2 separate regions of the Homo sapiens genome follow, and region 2 is linked to region 1. Evidence: chromatin contacts called from ENCODE Hi-C data. All regions are on one chromosome and are shown on one strand. Each heading gives the region's core, a stretch centred on a gene start or an enhancer-like site at or near the end of the contact. The rest is flanking DNA. Distances are from core to core; before and after follow the strand shown.

Evidence for each region. Hi-C counts contacts between places; a loop is a spot of excess contacts on that map. Pooled maps may share reads with other maps.
Region 2: a loop to region 1 is called in a map with no recorded cell type, with 9 times the contacts of the local background. The contact joins the enhancer-like site here to the promoter of HHAT in region 1. A Hi-C loop is called at or near these places in 2 of 37 single-sample maps with no recorded cell type and 4 of 50 pooled maps.

What each region holds. Positions count from the first base shown.
Region 1 is chr1:210,326,547-210,332,200 of GRCh38, forward strand. It overlaps HHAT (hedgehog acyltransferase), which reads left to right and starts at 2,356. Exons shown (of 12, transcript NM_018194.6): 1 at 2,356-2,558. RefSeq lists enhancers at 1,529-1,698, 2,573-2,932, 4,045-4,214 and a silencer at 2,163-2,412.
Region 2 is chr1:214,436,424-214,442,705 of GRCh38, forward strand. All of the region lies in intron 3 of PTPN14 (protein tyrosine phosphatase non-receptor type 14), which reads right to left. Among named protein-coding and RNA genes, the nearest start is that of PTPN14, 110 kb to the right of the region's middle. RefSeq lists enhancers at 2,725-3,696, 3,011-3,350. Within about 2 kb of position 3,173, at least 17 of the 41 ENCODE cell types and tissues checked have a DNase peak (open chromatin) inside an H3K27ac peak, as active enhancers do.

The sequences.
Region 1 (5,654 bases), core at 1,106-3,605:
TAATGTTTTCTTATTGATTGTATTAACTCTATATATAATTTTAAAATTAACACTTTGCAAATTTCTTGCAAATATCCCAGTCTATTGCTTATCTTTAAATTTTGGCTATTATGGCCAAGCATGGTGGCTCACACCTGTAATCCCAGCACTTTGGGAGGCTGAGGCAGGTGCATCACTTGAGGCCAGGAGTTCGAGACCAGCCTGGCCAACAAGGCAAAACCCTGTCTCTACTAAATAGCCAGGTGTGGTGGCTGGTGCTTGCCTGTAATCCCAGCCACTCAGGTGGCTAAGGCACAAGAATTGCTTGAATCTGCAGTGAGCTGAGATCATGCCACTGTGCTTAGCCTGGGTGACACAGTGAGACTGTCTCTAATACATACATATATATATATATATATATATATATATATATACACACACACATAAATTTTGGCTATTTTTATTTGATGTTTCTGATTGCCTGTGTTTAAATCTGCCTTTATCTCCTTTGTGTTCGCCGGTGAATTTAAAGTGCATATGTAGACAGGGGTTAAGTGTAAATCACACTGAACCTATATTAACAACAGCATCTTTTAGAAATAATATAGGAGCTGTTATCACATCCCTGTCCCTGAGTTTGACACTACCTGAGTTGAGTTCTTATTCTGCCACTCCCTCTGCCAAACCCTTGGATCTAGAGTTGACAGATAAAATACCCAGTTAAGTTTGATTTTCAGATACCCAGGATGTAAATTTGAATTTCAGATATACCATTTTTTTTTTTTTTTTTTGGTAGAGATGGAGTTTCATCATGTTGGCCAGGCTGGTCTCGAACTCCTGGATTCAAGTTATCTACTCACCTCGACCTCCCAAAGTGCTGGGATTACAAGCTTCCTGTAAGTACTTAAAAAAAATAAGTATATCCCAAATATTGCATGGGTCATAGTGATACTAAAAAGTTACATATTGTTCACCTGAAATTATTTACTTATTTTTTTGAGACAGAGTCCGGCTCAGTCACCCAGGTTGGAGTGCAGTGGTGCGATCTGAGCTCACTGCAACCTCTGCCGCCCGGGTTCAAGCGATTCTCGTGCCTCAGCCTCCCAAGTGGCTGGGATTACAGGTGCAGGCCACCACACCCGGCTAATTTTTGTATTTTTAGTAGAGACGGGGTCTCACCATGTTGGCCAGGCTGGTCTCAAACTCCTGGCCTCAAGTGATCCTCCTGCTACCGCTCCTAAAGTGCTGAGATTACAGGCGTGGGCCACCGCGCCCAGCCTGAAATTCAATTTTAATTGAGTATGCTGTATTTTTATTTGCTAAATCTGGCACTCCTATTTGGGGCTAGTTTACTAACACCTGCTTACTGAACACCATCCAGTACCAGGTTTTGGGGTGAGTGGGTTGGGGGGAAGCAGAAAGAAAAGATAGCTCCAGCTCTTGGAGAGTTCATACTCTGGTTTCCTGGAGAATTCTAAAATCATTAAAATAATCCTCTCGACCATTACAATGACTGCTAGATGAAATTTCTGAGAGCACAGCTTCCGAGTTTCCCTGCTGCCTAGGGCAGAGTTATCCACCTTCACCTTATCATAGAACCACCTGAGACGCCCCTGCCATGGACAGTCTGATGCTTTTGGTTTGGGGAGGGATCCAGAAGCCCGAGGTTTTAATGAGAGCCACGTGATTCTGCTGAGATAAGTCTGGAGAACTCTGGCAAGCCTGTCTCTTGGCTCAGGCTTGGAGGCCTCCGAGCAGCAACATCGTCCCAATTATACCCCGTTGGAGCATCTTCAGATCTTCCACTCTTTTCACAACGCAATCAAAATCTTCGTACCCATTTTGCAGTAGTGATCTCTGTAAGTTGCTTTACAATTCATAAAGTTTATTCTATTTGATCTTCACTCTAATTTACAAAGAAAAGCAGGGAAGTCTATTTCTGTTTTACAGAGGTGTACAGGGAGGCTCACAGGGGCTAAGTTCACACAGTAAGCCCTCGAAGCTGCCAGGGCTGCAAAGCCCACCCTCTTTCCACCGCACCGAACTACCTCCTTTCGCCTACAAAACGTAGGTGGGGACCACTGGTGTTGGAATGACGGCCCACCTCGAGTTTCAGGTGACTTCCACTCTGCAATTAACTTGCAGGCAGCCCCAGACCTGCAATGAACACACGGGTGGGGGAGAGATATGCACGCCAGGGTCAGTGGGAACCAACAGCCGAGGGGTGAGCGGGGCTAGGGGCCCCGGGCCGCCGGCGGGGCAAACGCGGTTCAGAAACGCAGGCCGCGCTCTGGCCCGCCCCCTGCAGCAGCACGGCCTGCTCGCCATCGCCCGGAGAGCGCCGCGGGTTCCCGAGTCCGGGCGCGGAGGGCGCGCGGGCACGGCGGCAGGGGCGTGCTCGGAGGACGCGCGCTGCGCTGCTCCTCCAAAGGGCAGCTCCGGGGGAAAGAGGGTGGCGTCCCGGGGAAGCCCGCAGCCGCCGCCGATGTCGCTGGGACTCGGAAGTGCCGAAAGAGGGGTGTTGGGAACTCGCGGCGCGCGTGAACGTTGCCGTCGCCGCCGCCCGGGACAGCCCGGAGGTTGGTAACTGGTGACCATAGGGGGTCCTGGGGAGGTTAGATGCTGAATTTTCTGCGTCAGTTTACTCTGTTAAAAAAAAAATGCACAAAACGCTTTCCGTTTCCTACCCAAGTTCCCGTGTGCGCGCCCGAGGGCGGGACAGAGGAAGTTCCCGGTCGGGCGAAGAAGACAAAAGCGGCGGGGGCCGCGCGCGCAGTGCGCCCGGGCAAAGGCGGGGATCTAGGCGCCGGGACAAGTCCGCGCACGGCCCTGCCCACGTCCTCTCTCCTTGGCTTCGTCCCCAGCTTCCGGAACTGCTGCGGGGAGTTGCGAACTCTGGTCCTCTTGGCAGTATCGGCGGTGCGCCTGCCTGCCTGCTGTGACTCCAGGGACTCTAAAGTTAGAGACTTCCTTTGCGTTCTATCTTCAGGACTCAGTTTTCTTCCTCTGTTCTGAGTCTAACCTTCAGGTGGCAGGTCTTTATGCGGAAAAACCCTCCCGCTAATCCTCACCAGAGGTACTTTACGGGTAGCATTGGTGTTAAGAAATGTGCTGCTACCTGTGTACATTGCTCTTGGATCAGGGTTGTAGGGCTAGGGCATTTGGCATCCTCAGAGGTTTGCATTACGTGGGAGTGAGACATTGCTTCTCTTTCTGTTTTTGTTGTTGTTTGTGTTTTTGAGGCGGAGTTTCGCTCTGGTCGCCCAGGCTGGAGTGCAATGGCACAATCTCAGCTCACTGCAACCTCAGCATCCCGGTTTCAAGCGATTCTCCAGCCTTGCCTCCTGAGTAGCTGGGATTACAGGCATGCGCCACCACGCCCACCTAATTTTGTATTTTTAGTAGAGACGAGGGTCTCACCGTGTTGGCCAGGCTGGTCTCGAATTCCTGACCTCGGGTGATCTGCCCACCTCGACCTCCCAAAGTGCTGGGATTACAGGCGTGAGCCACCGTGCCTGGCATCTCATTCATTCTCAGAGCTAAGGACCTATTTCAATGTGATTAAGTGCTATGGGAATGCAAGGAGAGGAGAGGGAAGGCTTCATTGAAGAGGCGGTAGTTCATTGAAGGAGACTTTGAGGAATGATTTTTTTCCCCTTCCATTCCTCATGTTCCATTTTCCCTGTGATTTTTCTCCCTCCTTTCTCGTTGCCAGTCAGTCCCTAATTGTGATTGTTTGATAAGGACAGCTCTGACCTGAGAGATTCAATTAATGTTAATTTAAGGAGACTGTGTGCTTATTAGGTGCTTTAGATACATTATTTCTAAACCTTACAGTAACTGGGAAAGATAAGTGTTGTTATCTCTTTTCACAGTAGGATAGAGAAAGCCTTGGAGGGGAGCCAAAGCCACAAACTAGTACATGTCAGGGCCGGGTTTTGGACTCCTCTTTTGGATCAACGCCTGTGCTTTATCTACTGTTTACTTTGCCCCCTCCTTGGAAGTAGGTTAGATGGATGAACTTAGGGTGAAAGTCAATTCTTTGGAGGGAGCAGCCGTTTTTGTGGGTGGCCAGATGTTGGTGGGAGCTCTGTAGGTAGCATCAGGAACTTGCGAGCATGGGCCTTACCTGCACCCCCTGCTTCCAGCTTAGGACCTGGCCCAGGGGGAATGTTCCCTAAAGCAGTGGTCCCCAACCTTTTTGGCACCAAGGACCGGTTTCATGGACAATAAGTTTTTCATGGACTGGGGGAAGGGGGATGGTGTTGGGATAATTCAAGCACGTTACATTTATTTTATTTATTTGTTTTGAGACAAGAGTCTCGCTGGGTCACCCAGGCTGGAGTGCAGTGGCACGATACTGGCTCACTGCAACCTCCACCTCTGGGGATCAAGCAATTCTCGTGCCTCAGCCTCCGGAGTAGCTTACAGGCATGCGACACCACATCTGGCTAATTTTTGTATTTTTAGTAGAGACAGGATTTCACCATGTCAACCAGGCTGGTCTCAAATTCCTGAGCTCGAACTCCTGAGCTCAAGCCATCCTCTCCTTGGCCTCCCAAAGTGCTGGGATTACAGGTGTGAATCACCATGCCCCACCTGCATTACATTTATTGTGGACTTTATTTCTATTATTATTACATTGTAATATGAATACAACTCACCATAGAGTAGAATCAGTGGGACCCCTGAGCTTGTTTTTCTGCAACTAGGCAGTCCCATCTGGGGGGGTGTGTTGGTAGACATTGACACCCAAAGTGTGTTTGCTTATGTCCAGCCTACTTCATAGTCTCATTTTGGTTGCTGTCACTGCAGAAGACCCTGCTTCACAAAGATAGGATGTTGGAAATGGAAGCAGGCTTTTCGGTGCTTTTGTGGCAATTTCAGGATACTTTGCCTTGACTTTAATCCAGAATGTATGGATATTTGAAGTTGTCTTAAACATACTTCTAGGGCCCGGTCATTTGCTATCTCAAACAGTTGGTCCTCTTCTAGCATGGACAAAGTCAATTCACCTGGCTTATTCACAAATGGATCTAGGATCCTTCCCAGTTCGGGTGTCTTTTGTAGTTGGGAAGTAATGCTCAAACTCTTTTGAAAGCTGAGATAGGTGATCATGCACCAGCTGGGAGAGAGAAGGCCCTGGCTTAGTCTCTTTCAAAATCTCTGCTAATGTTTGAAACGTGTCAGAAATCCCAGTGTTCACTTGTCGCCGCAATAATTCCAGTTTGGTTTTGAGTGCAGCCACTTATCTGCCGACTTGAACACAGTTCTCCCCTGAAGGGACAGATGGAGTTCATTGAGGAGGTAAGCAAGTAAGCAAGTTTTGTAACCCCTTCTATGAAATGTGCTGCCAGTGGTGACTACTTTTCTAGAAGAAATCTCTGGAGTGGCCCTCATAACTCAAACTCCGGCCAGTGATCTATCTTTAGAAAGCCATCCCACTTCTGTGTATAAAAGATGTGTGTGCTCTATGTCCATCTCACAGAGCTGTGTGAACAGATGTGAGTTAAGGGCATGTACTTTAATGTGGTTGATAATTTTAATCACATCCTGCAAAATGTTCTTAAGTTCAGGTGACATTTTTTGGCTAGCCAACACTTCTCTATGGATGTCACAGTGCATAGACTCACATTCAGAAGTGACCTCTTTGGCCCGAGTAGTGAAACCAGTCG
Region 2 (6,282 bases), core at 1,923-4,422, 4.1 Mb after region 1:
TTACCTGCCATTTGCCAACTTGTGGTGGATAAAATATTTTGAAACCATATTTTTTCAAGTAAGTGTGAGATTTTTGGTTAAAGACAGTTAGGGCTGGGTACAGTGGCTCATGCCTGTAATCCCAGCACTTTGGGAGGCTGAGGCGGGCAGATCACCTGAGGTCAGGAGTTCAAGACCAGCTGGCCAACATGGTGAAACCCCTTCTCTAAAAAAATTAGCTGGGCATGGTGGTGGGCGCCTGTAATCCCAGCTACTGGGGAGGCTGAGGCAGGAGAATCACTTGAACCCGGGAGGCGGAGGTTGCAGTGAGCCGAGATCGCACCATTGCACTCCAGCCTGGGCGACAGAGAAAGACTCCGTCTCAAAAAAAAAAAAAAAAAAAAAAAAAAAAGGTTTGTCAGAATATTAGCTCTCAGGATAATGCTTTTCAAGTACTCTTAACAAGAGTCAGCACATCACAAAATCATGGGTGTGCTTGTATGCATGCAAATGCAACACACAAAATCTCTCAATGTATATAGTAAGGAAGTAGTCACAGATGTCTGGAAAATTAAGATAACTGCTATCTAGAACCAAGCCTCTCTGTATTTTTTTTTTTTTTTACTTAAATATAGTGTACTTCTAGTTGGTAGTTGAAATCAAGTATTTCATGAACCAGTGCCAGAAATAATATTTTTTCAAATAACTGATAATGGAAAGAAATAATGTTTTCACAACCTTGAATTTTATTTGGCTGAAATTATTTTATTTTTTTCTTAATTTACCTATTATTTCATCTTACACTTACCTAAATGCAGTAAATATCAATAAATCAGACAGTGGCAAAAGAATTACTGAAATCCATATGTAGAATTCTCAGTTTTGCAAAATTCTCACTTTAAAAATTAAAATTCAATCTGTAACTTCAAAGCCTGCAGAAACAGTGGGAAGTTGTGTTTAAGGTTTTAGGGTCCTAGAGTAGTATAATTCAGGCCAGTTTTTATTATTCTTATAGGAATAATAAATTTAATAATAAATAAAGGATGCACAAAAGGCTAAATTCTTATGCAATAAATAGTATTTAATATATCCCCTAAACCTATTTAGGAGATGTATTACTCATTATATTATGCATAATCTATTGTGCATTACAGAAGTTGAACTACCTAGAAGGCTAAAATATTCTGAAAGAGAGGAAATACAATCAAACTGTACAAAATTGCTACAGAAGAACCTTGGATTCTCCATTCTGTTCCTTCTAGGATCCCCAGGAAGACGCCCACAATTTTTCTACTAAATAAGACCACGCCATCTATTCTCTAAATTCCTCAGCCTGAACCAAATGTTTTAAGCTTTGCAACTCTTTAATTCCTTCCCAGTTCCCCAAAATCCCCCCTGAGATTCTCCAACATCCATCTACTAACAGAAAAGACCAGCTACAGCTGAAAAGACATCAGGATACAGTTGTCTTCCATTTAACCAAACTTAAATGATAAGAATCACCCATGGCAATGATCAAAAACAGATTTTGATTCAGGGAGTCAGGACTGGGGTACAATAACCTACATATTTTTTAAAATGCCATAGGCAATACTGATGCACGTAGTGTGAAGACCACACTCAAAGAACCAACAGGCTCCCAATGTCTTATTTTTATTTTTTAAATAACTGTCACTCATCAGGAGTCTATCATCTCTTTAAATAATCTTTCACTGGAATCTGTTTATCTTTTCAGACTACAGTCTCTTCAAGTTACAAGTACTGTGAGATTACCATTGGGTCAGCCTGGCCCGTCCTGTGGCAGCCAACCTGGCTTCCCTGTTCTGAACAGCTGCTCTGACCATCTGGGAAGCTGTGAGGCAAGGCCCGCTTTATCCTGTCTCCTTGCTCGGGCCTGATAACCTTAGCCTTCCTACACTCGGCACAGGACAAAGCACCAGGCCGCGTCCTCTGCAGCAGATCTGCTCCCTCATATGGGACTGGAATGAGGGTGGGGAACCTCCCTGGGAATACATGTCTATGATAATAACACAAAATGTTTGCTTAAATTATTGTTTGCAATTCCACTTTTGGGAATTGCCTGAGGGAATTAGGGACAAATTTGAAGTTATCTTCAATAATATCAAATCATTTGTTTTGAGGGAGTAATTCTGAATTTTGGAAATCGCCAGTCAGTACAAAATTTGTACTCAGTAGAGTTTCTAGTAGGGTATGGTTTACAGTGATTTGGGTTTTACTAATCATTAATAATGTACGAAGCCTCACAGTGGCATTGTAATGTCTCAACCTGACTAGGCTGCACTCCATTTCCCAGAATGTTCTTCCCCTATGTTTCTGGTTAGTGTGGGTCACAGAGAATCTTCTGCCAGGTGACTGATACCAGCACAGCTCTCTGAGGGATGCAGCAGTTTCCTGCTACCTTCTAGTATATCTTTTCATTTAAAAAAAACAAATATTATTTGAAGACCTACTATATGCTAAGCACAATGGCAAATGCTTTCTGAACTCATCCTTACAATAGCTATGCTAGCATCATCTCCTGATTCTAAACACAAGAACTTAATTTTGGGGAGTTTACAGAGCCTGACCAAGAAACAAACACCAGAGAGTGAGGTCTTCAAGTCTGTTCTCCTTCTTTTTCCTTTTTTTCCCCCTACTTCCCACATTAATGTATGTTCTCCTTTGTAGTGTTTTTTTTATTGTTTTATTTCCAGCTATTATTTTCCTTGAAGATTAAACCAAAAAATACTAGTTCTTTGCTGATTCCAACAATCATTCAAAACATACAGAGCTCTAGCAGATACATAACTTGCTTCAAATTTTCCATCAGTATCCTCATCAGTAGCTATCTTTTCACAGTTGGCCATTTTATTTCAAGGATCCAAATTACCGACCTTTTTCATGTTTTCCTTAGTTAGACCTATGGGTTTCTCACATTAGTCACTGTCATAAACATCTATCTTTTCTACCTTCTTCAAAACATTTATGCTGGTCAAAAGCATTTGCTTCCAACATTGCTTCATCTCTGTGATTTTCTACTAAAGGACCATGTGTCTAACTCGCATTTCAGTTAAACTTACGTCAAAGTTGCTGGGATTTGCTCTGAATAACGGTAACTCATTTTTATGCTGGCAGCAAACGTCAGGCGAAATGTCTACTCACTCTCCCCAGCTGCAAGCACAAGATTGACGAGCTGACCTTGAGAGTTAGGAGGCTGTAAACCGAAACATGTTGCAACATGTCCCGCTATGATTACGCCTCCTCTGCTTTTACAAAGTACACCAGAAAGCAGTATCATTATTTGAGTCACACCTGGTAACTTGACACCTGCTGACACCTTTCTACTGTTTACTTGCAATGTCTCAATTTTCCACCCTTCTAAAGGACTCAGTGTCATCTGAAAGCTTGGCACTTTCACTATGTGCCCAGGGCTGGAGATCACTGATAAAGACGTTAAATAAAACCCATTTTAGTTCCACTCTCTACATAATGCTCGCTATTTAAAGGACTCACTCAAAGAAGTGCCTGTTTCCCTCTACCCTTTGTTTCTTCTGTCTGAACTACTTCCTTCTCTTTGACAAAACTCATCCCTTCCAATTCCACAGTGTGTCTTAGCTGTTACAGCTAAGGGGAGGGGAGGGGAGGATTGGCAAAGACTTTTTGAACGTTTAAATAAATCCTATCTATGGGCTCTCCCATGTCAGCATGCTTGGTTCACCTAAAACCATTCCAGAACCACCTTAAGAGCCAGGCTTGTCACTAAACAGCTGTGTGACTATGGGCAGAGTCCCTTTATCTGTCTGTTTCTCAGTTTCTTCATCTGTAAAACAAAGCAACTGGTCTCTGTGATTTATTGATATGTGGGGTCTCATATTTAGATATAAAACTCTATCATTCTGGTCTGTCTTGATATAAGGCAAAGGGCTCTTTCTCAAATAGGCTGTGTTTGTTTAAGATTTGAATGATGTCTTTATTGGCCTATAAGACGCTTGGTACTCTTTCTATGCATGAACCTTTTATGGGTAATCAGAGATGAGACAGATATTGTGAGCAATAAAGAGAGGAAATCTGAATAATTTGAGCCATGGCTCTGCAGTAGAAAGTTGACAGGGACATATAATCTAGCCCTCCGGAGTGATCTTTACACAGAAATAAAGTTTTCAAATGAGCACTTAGGGAAGTTATACTCTCACACTCAGCTCAACCACCTACAGTCTCTTATAGGCAGCTAAAGTGTTAATACAGCTGGACACTGAATGACATAAAATCAACTGGGTCAATGAAGAGATATGGGCTGACCCAAGTACTGAGATGCACTTCAAGTTATACAGAAAGTGCAAGTATCGGCAGTCAGGACCTAAATACCTACAAGGCCAGACAGGTCACAAGAATGTGTAAATGCTGCTGACTATTAACTCCCTAGGGAGTGGAGAACTAGGCCCAGTTAGACAGCACATGCCTCTCTGCAAGGCGTCCCAATTCAGTTCTTTCAAAAATGATCCTGGTGAAACAAAACCCACCTGAAGACCAGAATCAGCCCTCATAGTACTAGTTAATAATCTCTGATCTTACTGGTAGGTCAGCCCTCTGGATTTCTTTGTTGACTTTTTATGGAACTAAACTCCCTGTTACTCTGATAAAGCCAGTGAAGAAAGGCATGAACGGATGTATTTCTCTGGCAAAGTAATATAAAAGACTCCATTTATGTGATGACCTAAATCTACTCCACTTGTTAGAGAAAAAACTTCTGTTATTTAAAAAACAAACAGTTCTTTTTCAGGGTGCCCACTTTATAGAGTTCTAGTGAAGACTGAAAAAGATAATAATCTGAGATACTTAGCATAGCATCTTGCACATAAATGTTAGCTGCTACCATGACTACTACTGTTACATTATATCCGGTGATGGAACGCAACTACATTTTTCCACAGAACCACACAGAACTATAATATCCTCAGGCTGGGGAAGTTTTGAGGTTTTGGATTCTTGTGCTTTCTAGATTCTGCTGCTGCTCAGACACTGTAAGTTTCTTTAACGTGTGGATGTAGCACATCTGTCACTTCCTTCCTCTCCACCCACTCCACTCCAACTGAATGTCCCAATGCTGATATTCAGGAAAAAAGGTAGAGCAAACAATTATAAAACATCTATTCTTTGCACCTCTTCCAACGTCAAGATTTTTTTTAAAATCCATTTTTGAAATTGACACACCATTCTCAATCCCACCCATTGTAATGATACCCCTACAATCTTGAGAATCCTTTATGGGAAGCGGATGTCTCTTAAAAATTCATAAGGCACAGCCTGCATGCTTCAACATGACAAAACACCTCTTCATATAGCTTCTGTTGTTTTTCCCCCTTCTTTTCACACCTTTGTTAAAGGTAAACACTACAATGTGGCATCATCGTATTCTACTCAAGCTTTAGAAAAAGTAGACTATTTTAACATTTTGACTCATGCTCTATTACAAATCTTTATTATTTCATGAGTTCAATTGTTTAATCTTTCTCAGTCCTGCAATGTAACACTAATAAAGAACAATTTGGAATCAATGAATGAATGAACAAATGAATGAATGTATCTTTGAAAATCAAGGAATTCACAAAGGATAAAAATCAATACCTCTGCTTAAGAACTTATTTTCAAAATAGCTCAATAGCACATTATTTTTGTTTGCTTTTGAGAAAAGTTCCAAATAGACCAAATACTAACACATTAACCATGTGATTTAAAGATGTAATAATAAAATTATCACTTCTTTGAAGTATACTAAACAGGTTAGTACCCCTTATGCAAAATGTTAGGGACGAGAAGTGTTTGGGATTTCAGATTTTGAAATATTTGCTATACTTACCCAGTAGAGCATCTCTCATCCAAAAATCAGAAATCCTGAATGCTTCAACGAGCATTTCCTTTGAGCATCATGTTGGTGCTCAAAAAGTTTTCAATTTTGGTACATTATAGATTTTGAATTTTTGAATTAGGGATGCTCAACCTATTTTTTTGGTAAACTTTGTTTTTCTAATGGCTAAAACATACGTATAAGCATATCTTGCTTTATAAAGCATCTCAATCAAACATCTCAGATGCATTAAAGAACACAAACATTACATGAAGACTCCTTTTGAAATACGAATAATGCCTCTGATTTATTTCCTTTTGAAATTCTGAGTTTCCTCTTCATTATAGGACACCTACAATAAATAATAAGTTATGCCAAGTGATATTACAAAAGAACACTGATTTATTTTACTATTTGTTTTCCCTAAAGGGAAAGAATATCAGAGAAACAGCTAGATT